Regions from separate parts of the Homo sapiens genome. Here region 1 is linked to region 2. Evidence: chromatin contacts called from ENCODE Hi-C data. All regions are on one chromosome and are shown on one strand. Each heading gives the region's core, a stretch centred on a gene start or an enhancer-like site at or near the end of the contact. The rest is flanking DNA. Distances are from core to core; before and after follow the strand shown. Region 1 has its middle 12 kb from the start of MIR23AHG. Region 2 overlaps CACNA1A (calcium voltage-gated channel subunit alpha1 A).

Evidence for each region. A loop is a pair of places that touch in the nucleus more often than their neighbours do. Pooled maps may share reads with other maps.
Region 1: a loop to region 2 is called in a map of CD4-positive, alpha-beta T cell, with 16 times the contacts of the local background. The contact joins two enhancer-like sites. A Hi-C loop is called at or near these places in 1 of 168 maps with a recorded cell type or tissue (CD4-positive, alpha-beta T cell), 1 of 37 single-sample maps with no recorded cell type and 8 of 50 pooled maps.

Annotation. Positions count from the first base shown.
Region 1 is chr19:13,852,565-13,857,185 of GRCh38, forward strand. No RefSeq gene overlaps it. Among named protein-coding and RNA genes, the nearest start is that of MIR23AHG, 12 kb to the left of the region's middle. RefSeq lists an enhancer at 1,133-2,078. Within about 2 kb of position 2,081, at least 10 of the 41 ENCODE cell types and tissues checked have a DNase peak (open chromatin) inside an H3K27ac peak, as active enhancers do.
Region 2 is chr19:13,426,336-13,431,339 of GRCh38, forward strand. The region is part of intron 3 of CACNA1A (calcium voltage-gated channel subunit alpha1 A); the gene reads right to left. Among named protein-coding and RNA genes, the nearest start is that of CACNA1A, 78 kb to the right of the region's middle. Within about 2 kb of position 2,961, at least 2 of the 41 ENCODE cell types and tissues checked have a DNase peak (open chromatin) inside an H3K27ac peak, as active enhancers do.

The DNA.
Region 1 (4,621 bases), core at 831-3,330, 430 kb after region 2:
GGGATTACAGGCATGAGCCCCTGGGCCCTGACCTGTTTGTTTATTTTTTAGAGATAGGGGTGTCTCCATGTTGCCCTGGCTGGCCTCAAACTCCTGGGTTTAAGGGATCCTCCCGAGTAGCTGGGAATACAGGCAAATATGTCCACACCCAGCTTTAAGATAAAAAAAAATTATTATTATTTAATATTTATTTATTTATTGAGATGGAGTCTCTGTCACCCAGGCTGGAGTGCAGTGGCGCGATCTCGGCTCACTGCAGCCTCCACCTCCCAGGTTAAAGCGATTCTCCTGCCTCAGCCTCTGAAGTAGCTGAGACTACAGGCGTGTGCCACCATGCCTGGCTAATTTTTTGTATTTTTTAAGTAGAGACGGGGTTTCGCCATGTTAGCTAGGATGGTCTCGATCTCCTGACCTGGTGATCCACCTGCCTCGGCCTCCCAAAGTGCTGGGATTACAGGCGTGAGCCACCACGCCCAGCCCAGGATCAAAATTTTTTAAGACAAGGTCTCACCACTGCCATCTCAAGCTCCGGGGCTCAAAGGATCCTTCTACCTCAACCTCCAGAGTAGCTGGAACTACAGGTGAGCACCACCACACCTGGCTAATTTATTTATCTTGTGGGGGTCGGGGCGTGAGGGTCTTGCTGTGTTGCCTAGACTGGTCTCCAACTCCTGGCCTTAAGTGAGCCTCCTGCCTCAGCCTCCCAAGTAGCTAGGACTACAGGCATGTGCAAGCACACCCAGCTTATTTATACACATTTATTTTATTTTATTTTATTTTATTTTTTTTTAGAGACAGGGTCTTACTATGTTTCCCAGGCTGGTCTTGAATTCCTGGTCTCAACCAATCCTCCTCCTGCATTGGTCTCCCAAAGTGCTGGTATTACAGGCATGAGCCACCTCGGCTGACCACTTTGCTTTTTCTATTTGTTGACTGAGATGGCTATAAAGGGACTAACAGACTGGTAGCCTATACAGACAGCATGGATAAGCTGGGTAAAGGGATGATTCACATCCCAGGACTGTGGGAGATTTCATCACACTACTCAGAACGGCCTGGAATGTGAAGGTATGACTTGTTTTATTTCTGGAATTTTCTTTCTTTTTTTTTTTTCTGAGACCGAGTCTCGCTCTGTCACCCAGGCTGGAGTGCAGTGGTGTGATCTCTGCTCATTGCAACCTCTGCCTACCGTGTTCAGGCCATTCACCTGCCTCAGCCTCCCGAGTAGCTGGGATTACAGGCGCGTGCCACCACGCCCGGTTAATTTTTGTATTTTTAGTAGAGGCGGGGTTTCACCATGTTGGCCAGGCTGGTCTCGAACTCCTGACGTCAGGTGATCCGCCTGCCTCGGCCCCCCAAAATGCTGGGATTAAAGGCGTGAGCCACCTCGCCCAGCCTCTGGAATTTTCCATTTAATATTTTTGGACCAAAGTTGACCAAGGATAACTGAAACCGAGGAAATCGAAACTGCAGATAAGGGGGACGACTGTATACAGTCAAATGTGTTTAGAATATTCATAGACTTATGCAACCATCACCACAATAAATTTTAGAACATTCCTTTTTTTTTGGAGACAGAGTCTCACTCTGTCACCCAGGCAGGAGTGCAGTGGTGTGATCTCGGCTCACTGCAACCTCCGCCTCCCAGGTTCAAGCGATTCTCCTGCCTCAGCCTCCCAAGTAGCTGGGATTACAGGCGAGCACCACCACGCCCAGCTAATTTTTGTATTTTTAGTAGAGACAGGGTTTCACCATGTTGGCCAGACTGGTCTCGAACTCCTGACCTAGTAATCTGCCCGCCTTGGCCTCCGGAAGTGCTGGGATTACAGGCGTGAGCCACTGTGCCTGGTCCACACCAGCTAATTTTTTGTATTTTAGTAGAGATGAGGTTTCACCGTGTTGCCCAGCCTAGTCTCCAACTCCTGAGCTCAGGCAATCCGCCTGCATCAGCCTTCCAAAATTCTGGGATTAGAGGCAGGAGCCACTACGCCCGGCCTTTTTTTTCGCTGAGGCAGGATCTTACTGTGTAGCCCAGAGTGGAGTGCAGTGGCGGCATCCTGGCTCATTGCAACCACTGCCTCCCGGGCTCAAGCAATCCTCCCACCTCAGCCTTTGGAATAGCTGAGACTGCAGGCGCCCGCCACCACGCCCAGCTAATTTTTTTTTTTTTTTTTTTTTTTTTTTTGAGACGGAGTCTACCTCTGTCGCCCAGGCTGCAGTGCAGTGGCGCCATCTCTGCTCACTGCAAGCTCCGCCTCCCGGGTTCACGCCATTCTCCTGCCTCAGCCTTCCGAGTAGCTGGGACTACAGGCGCCCGTTACCACGCCTGGCTAATTTTTTGTATTTTTAGTGGAGACGGGGTTTCACCGTGTTAGCCAGGATGGTCTCAATCTCCTGACCTCGTGATCCGCAAGATTACAGGCGTGAGCCACCGCGCCTGGCCATTTTTTTTTTTTTTTTTTTTTAAAGACAGGGCGTTGCTATGTTGCTCAGGCTGTTCTCAAACACCTGGGCTCAAGCAGTCCTCCCACATCGGCCTTCCAAAGTGCTGGGATTACAGCATGAGTGACCACGCCCTGCCCAACTTTAGAACATTTCCATCACCCGCAAAAGAAATCTCAAGCCCATTAGAAATCATTTTCTGGCCGGGTGTGGTGGCTCACGCCTGTAACCCCAGCACTTTGGGAGGCCAAGGCAGGTGGATCACCTGAGGTCAGGAGTTCGAGACCAGCCTGGCCAACACGGTGAAACCCCGTCTCTACTAACAATACAAAAATTAGTCAGGTATGGTGGCACATGCCTGTAGTCCCAGCTATTCGGGAGGCTGAGTTGGGAGAATCACTTGAACCCGGGAGGCAGAGGTTGCAGTGAGCCGAGATCATGCCACTGCACTCCATCCTGGGTGACAGAGCGAGACTCTGTCTCAAAAAAAGAAAGGAAAGAAAGGAAGGAAAGGAAAGAAAAGGAAAAGAGAAGAGAAAAGAAATCACTTTCTATTTCACCCCCCAACATTCTCAGCCTCTGGCAACCCTGGTCTACTTTTTGTCTCTGAGTATAAATGCTGTCAACAGAGTTCATCCATGTTATAACAAGTGTAACAAGCGTGAGTACCTTATTCCTTTTTATTGCCAAATAATATGTGATACGGGCTGGGTGTGGTGGCCCATGCCTGTAATCCCAGTACTTTGGGAGGCTGAGGTGGGAGGATCACTTCACCTCAGGAGCTTGAGACCAGCCTGGGCAATGTAGTGAAACCCTATCCCTACAAAAATTACAAAAATTAGCTGGGCATGGTGGTCCTCGCCTGTAGTCCCAGCTACTCAGGACACTGGGGCAAGAGGATCACTTGAGCCCAGGAGGTCGAGGCTGCAATGGGCTAGGATTCTTTTACTGTACTCCAGCCTGGGCAACAGAGTGAGACTTTGTTTCTAAAATGACGAGACCTCGTTTCTAAAATAAAAATGAGGCTGGGCGGGGTGGCTCATGCCTGTGATCCCAACACTTTAGGAGGCTGAGGCAGGTGGATGACTTGAGCTCAGTAGTTCAAGACCAGCCGGGCCAACATGGTGAAACCTGTCTCTACTAAAAATACAAAAATTAGCCAGGCATGGTGGCGGGCACCTTTAATACCAGCTACTTGGGAGGCTGAGGCAGGAGAATCGCTTGAACGTGGGAGGCCCAGGTTGCAGTGAGCCGAGATTGCACCATTGCACTCCAGCCTGGGCAACAGAGCAAGACTTCGTCTCAAAAAAAAAAAAAAAAAAAAAAAAAGCTGGGCGTGGTGGCACGTGCCTGTAATCCCAGCTACTCCGGAGGCTGAGGCAGGAGAATCTCTTGAACCCGGGAGGCAGAGGTTGCAGTGAGCCGAGATCACGCCACTGCACTCCAGCCTGGGCGACACAGTGAGACTCTGTCTCAAAAATAAATAAATAAATAAATAAATATAAAATAAAAATGAAAATAAAATAGACCAAAGCTATGTCCCAGGAACAAAGTATTTGAGAAGCAGATGCTGTCTCACAAAGAAGACTGAGACAGAGAAGGGATGTCAGGAGGATCTAGTGTCCCAAGGCCAAGGAGGAACCAGGCAAAGGTGACAGATACTACACGGAGCTCAAGGACAGCTACAGCTGAGAACTTGGCCTGACTCTGAAGTCTGATATCAGTAGTGTGATCAGGCAGCCGCCTGATAAGTAAATGGGAGGGAAGGCAATAAAGGCAGTGTCTAAAGAAATATATTGTGAGCCACAAATGCAAGCCACATATGTAATGAAAACTTTTTTAGTAGCCACATTTTTTTAAAAAAGTAGCAGGTGAAATTAATTTTATTTTATTCACATTTATTTATTTATTTTTGAGACACAGTATCACTCTGTCACGCAGAATGGAGTGCAGTGGTAGGATCTCGGCTCACTGTAACCTCTGCCTCCCAGGTTCAAGTGATTCTCCTGCCTCAGCTTCCCAAGTAGTTGGGATTACAGGTGCGTGCCACCACACCCAGCCAATTTTATATTTTTAGTAGAGACGGGGTTTTGCCATGTTGGCCAGGCTGGTTTTGAACTCCTGACCACAAGTGATCCACCTGCCTCAGCCTCCCAAAGTGCTGGGATTGCGGGCATAA
Region 2 (5,004 bases), core at 1,711-4,210:
TCAAGTGGGGGCGTTTCTACCCTCCATGGGACATTTCGTTTGGCAATGTCTGAGCCATTTTTGGCTGCCACAACTGGGGAGGGGCTGCTACTGGCATTTAGTAGGGTGAGAGGCCAGGGATGCTCTAAGTATCTTAGCACAGGGTGGTAGCTCACGGCCAAGAATTACCTAGCCCAAAATGTCAATTGTGCCAAGGTTGAGAAATCCTGCTGTAGGAAAACAATACTGCAAAAGATGAAGCAGGATTAAAAAAGATCAGACAGCTTGTAGGAAGAAAACAATTCTAATACTTGGAATTAAAGACATAGTGGGCGTGGTTAATAGCAGATTAGACATAGCTAAAGAGGCAACTGGTAAGCTGGTGAGAGACAGGTACCATTATTCTCCTCATTTGACAAATAAGTAAACTGAGGCACACAGAGAGCCAGCATCTTGGTTTGCTGGGAAATAAATCACAAATTGGCATCCACCTAACTCAAGATCTGTGCTGTTATCCACTCTGCCATTCTGTTTAAACCCAAGGGAATGGTGTCCTCTCTCTGCCTGAGCCTCTGAATGTCTTCCCCATTTGCTATTTTCTTTGGCAAAATATTTTAGGGAAAATAGAATTTGTCTAAAAATGCCTGACAGAAGAAAGGCACATTGTGTTGCATTAGCATGCAGGCAACAATGCCTAGCGGGGAAAAATGGCACAGCAATTTCCGTCTCTAAAACATTTACCTTCCATTAACTAATTATGGCCCACAGTTCATAGTCAAGGGGCTTGGGGGTGTTTATCTTTACACAGACACAGGGAAAATGGAAGAAATGCACCGATAAAAGTGGTCCCCCCCAGGGCATGCGTGGTGGCTCAGGCCTGTATTCCTAGCACTTTGGGGGGCCGAGATGGGCGGATCACCTGAGGTCAGGAGTTCGAGACCAGCCTGACCAACATGGAGAAACCCCGTCTCTACTAAAAAAAATTAAATTAGCCAGGCGTGGTGGCATATGCCTGTAATCTCAGCTACTCAGGAGGCTGAGGCAGGAGAATCACTTGAACCCAGGAGGCGGAGGTTGCAGTGAGCCGAGATCATGCCATTGCATTCCAGGCTGGGCAAGAAGAGCGAAACTCCATCTCAAAATAAATAAATAAATAAATAAATAAATAAATAAATAAATAAAGAGTTCCCCCTATGAGCTGCTAGAAGCTGGAATGCAGGGTCCAGGGCCGTCCCAAATTTGCAACCCTAGAGTCTTCAGCTGCAGGATCTTGGGCAAGTTACTTCCTCTCTCTATGCTTTGATCTCTCTCTCTCCATAAAATGTGGATCATGAAAAACAACCCTTTTAGGATTCTTTCCAAAGATCCAAGGAGATGTGTGTTAAGGGCATGGCACATAACAACTGCTCAGTGTTACTGGTGATTACTTCTATTGCAGAAGCAGGAAAACACAGTGGTAAAAACAAACAAACAAACAAACAAACAAACAAACATACACACACACTCTGGGATCACACTCCTGGGTCTGAATCCCAGCTCTACCACTCCGTAGCTGTGTGACCTTTGGACAGTTACTTAACCTCTCTGGGCATCGGTTTCCTCATAGGTAAAATGTGGATAATAACAGGTTGTTTTTTTTTGTGTGTGTGACAGAGTTTCACTCTTGGAGTGCAGTGGAGTGATCTCGACTCACTGCAACCTCCGCCTCCTGGGTTCAAGCGATTCTCCTACCTCAGCCAAGTAGCTGGGATTACAGGCACCTGCCACCATGCCTGGCTAATTTTTGTATTATTAGCAGAGACAGGGTTTCACCCTGTTGGTCAGGCTATTCTTGAACTCCTGACCTCAGGTGATCCACCTGCCTTGGCCTCACGACGTGCTGGGATTATAGGCGTGAGCCACTGCGCAGGGCAAGAGCTCTTATCTTATAGGCTCTTTAGAAGATTAAATGGGTTAATATTTGTAAAGGGCTCATAGTAAATGCTAGTTGTTATTCTCATCACAATTTACCTGGATTATTAGGCTGATGAGTGCAATGCAGTTGAACTGAAGTTTTACAAGGGCAGAAAGCAGGCCTGTCTTGTTGACCGATGTGTCATCAGGGCCTAGCACATAGTAGAACCTCAGTGAGCAATTTTGGAATGAATGAAGTATTTCCTTTTTACCTGCCAATATCCCCAAATGTAACAAAAACCATGACTACCATTTGCTGAGAATCTACCCTGGAGCAGGCCCCCTAGTGGGCATATTACACGGATCATCTCCTCGCATCCTCAAAACAACGCTGAGACAGGTGGCATCGTTCCATTTCACAGATAAGGAAACCGCAGGTCAGAGTGGCCCCGCAGCCTGTGAAGGGAAAAGCCAGAATTTTCGCCACGTCCACTGGGATTCCCAAATCCAAATGTTCAGCTACTTTCTGCCACCAGTGTTTCCTTCAACCTGCGATCCGCTCTCATGGATGTCACAGCCAATCACGTAGACCCCGAGAGCCCTCATGTTTGTATTTCTTTGCTTCTACCATATGTTCCCCCTGCTTCTTACTGAAGAATAGAAGCAGTTCAATGCCTCAGTTTCCCTACTCATAAAAGGAGGAAAACAACAGTGGTGTTCTCAGAATGGCCTTGAGGACGGCACAGGTGAATCACGCCTCAAACAGAGAGAGCCTCTGCAAATGGAATAGCCTCTCTACCACTTGCCTATGAATCCCCCCACCACCTTGACCCTCGGGCACACATCTTTAGATTTGCTGACCACCTTCTGAGCTGGGTCTCGCTCCTCTGCCCATTAGCTTTCTTTGCCCAAGCTGATTTATCTGTCATTTCTCCCCCTCCAGCCTCTATCACTGTGCGTACACACACACACACACACACACACACACACACACACACACCCCTCTTTCTCTCTCTTCTTGCAGCCTCTTCAGCCACTAAAATTAGCTCCATCTCTAGTCCACATCCCCAGCACGCCTGTCCTGGTTTCTCTGGGCTCCCAGCCACTTGCGATATTGTGTCTCAGATGCCACACGCTGCCTGCCTGATGTCACAGCCGCTTCCTAAAACAAGAGGTATTTTGAGATCTTGGAGGGGGTGGGAGCGGGGGGAAGGGAGGGATTTCACACATCTTCCTCCCGGGGTGTTTTTAAAAAACGCTGACACGAGAGATGTGTGCCCCCCTCACTGTGCCCCTCACTCCTATTTTTAGTTTCAAAGCGTCCAAAAAAAAAAAAAAAAAAAAGCTTCAGAGCCAATGAGACCTCTAAGGGCCCCAGTGGGTCAAATCTTGATTTAAAAAAAATTCCACTTCTGGGTCTATATCCAAAAGAATTGAAAGCAGGGACTCAGCTATTTGTACACACAGGTTTACAGCAGCATTATTTACAATAGCCAAAAGGTGGAAGCCAAGTGCCCATCTGGATGAACAGATAAGCAAAGTGTGGTCCATCCACACAATGGAATACGATTCGGCCTGGAAAAGAAGGAAATTCTGACTCATGCTACAATATGGATGAGACTGGAGGACATTATGCTCCACGAAACAAACCAGTCACAAAAAGACAAATACTGTATGATTCTACTCACAGGGGGGACCCAAAGTAGCCAAATTCACAGAGATAGAAACTAGAACGGCGGGTGCCAGGGGCTGGGGGAGTGGGGAGTGTGGAGTAGGGTGGGGGGAGTGGGGAGGGGGGAAGGGGGAGTCGGGGAGAGGGGAAGGGGGAGCGGGGAGTGAGAGTTTCCTGGGGGCAGAGCTTCAGTTTTGCAAGATGCAAAAGTTCTGGAGATGGATGGCGGTCCTGGTTGCACAACAATATGAATGTACTTAACGCCGCTCAACTAAACACTTAAAAAATGGTACATTTTATGTTATGCATATGTTACCACAATGAAATATATATATATATTTTTTGAGACAGAGTTTCGCTCTTGTGGCCCAGGCTGGATTGCAATGGCATGATCTCAGCTCACTGCAACCTCCACCTCCCGGGTTCAAGCGATTCTCCTGCCTCAGCCTCTCGAGTAGCTAGGACTACAGGCGTGCAATGCCACGCCCAGCTAATTTTTGTATTTTTAGTAGAGACAGGGTTTCATCATGTTGGCCAGGCTGGTCTCAAACTCCTGAACTCAGGTATCTGCCCGCCTCGGCCTCCCCAAGTGCTGGGATTACAGGCGTGAGCCACCATTAGAACAATGAGACAAGCAGGTCAGGAGGAGATAGCACATGGACAGGGGGTGAGGATGTTACCACCTAGTCATGGCAGGGGCTTGATGCCCCTGGAAGATTTTACTGGCACAATTCATATTACAAATTATTTAGTGAATACTTACTATGTGCCAGGCTGTGTTCTAGGCTCTGGGGGAATAGCAGTGAACAAAACAGACAGAAGTCCCTGCCCTCATGGAGCTGGCATTCTAGTGGGGGCAGGGGATTGGCAATAACCAATAAACAAGTAAATATAGCTTGGCAGATGCTCTTCAGGGGTGTAGAGGGAAATTAAGCCTAGAGGCGGGGAGTGGGGTGGCACAGTGCAGGTGAGGCAGTTACATGTTAGAAGGACACTTGAGCAAAGACCCAAAGGAAGTGAGGGGGGAGCCAAGCAGATATCTGGGGGAAGAGTGTTCCAGGCAGAGGGAACAGCCTGTGCAAAGGCCCTGAGGCTGGGGAGTGCTTGGTGTGTAAGGGACAGCAGGGAACTTGTGTAGCTGAAGCCGAGTGAGTGGAGAGGAGAGTGGGAATAGAGGGGGATGGGGGATCACAGGGGCAGAGTTTGTGGGTCCCTGTGAGGAGAATTTGGGCTTTTTCTCCAAGTGAGGTTGTGAGCAAAGAGGAGCCAGGTCCTGACTCAGTGGCTCACAGGTGCCCTCTGGCTGCTGTGTGGGGAACAGTCCTGGGGGTGGGGCAAGGACTGAAGTTAAGAGACCAGATTGGGGTGGAGGGGCAACTGGTTTAGTCCAGGCCAGCAAAGATGGGGGCTGGACCGGGGTGGGGCTGTGAAGGTGGTGAGAGGTGGGTGGTGGATTCTGG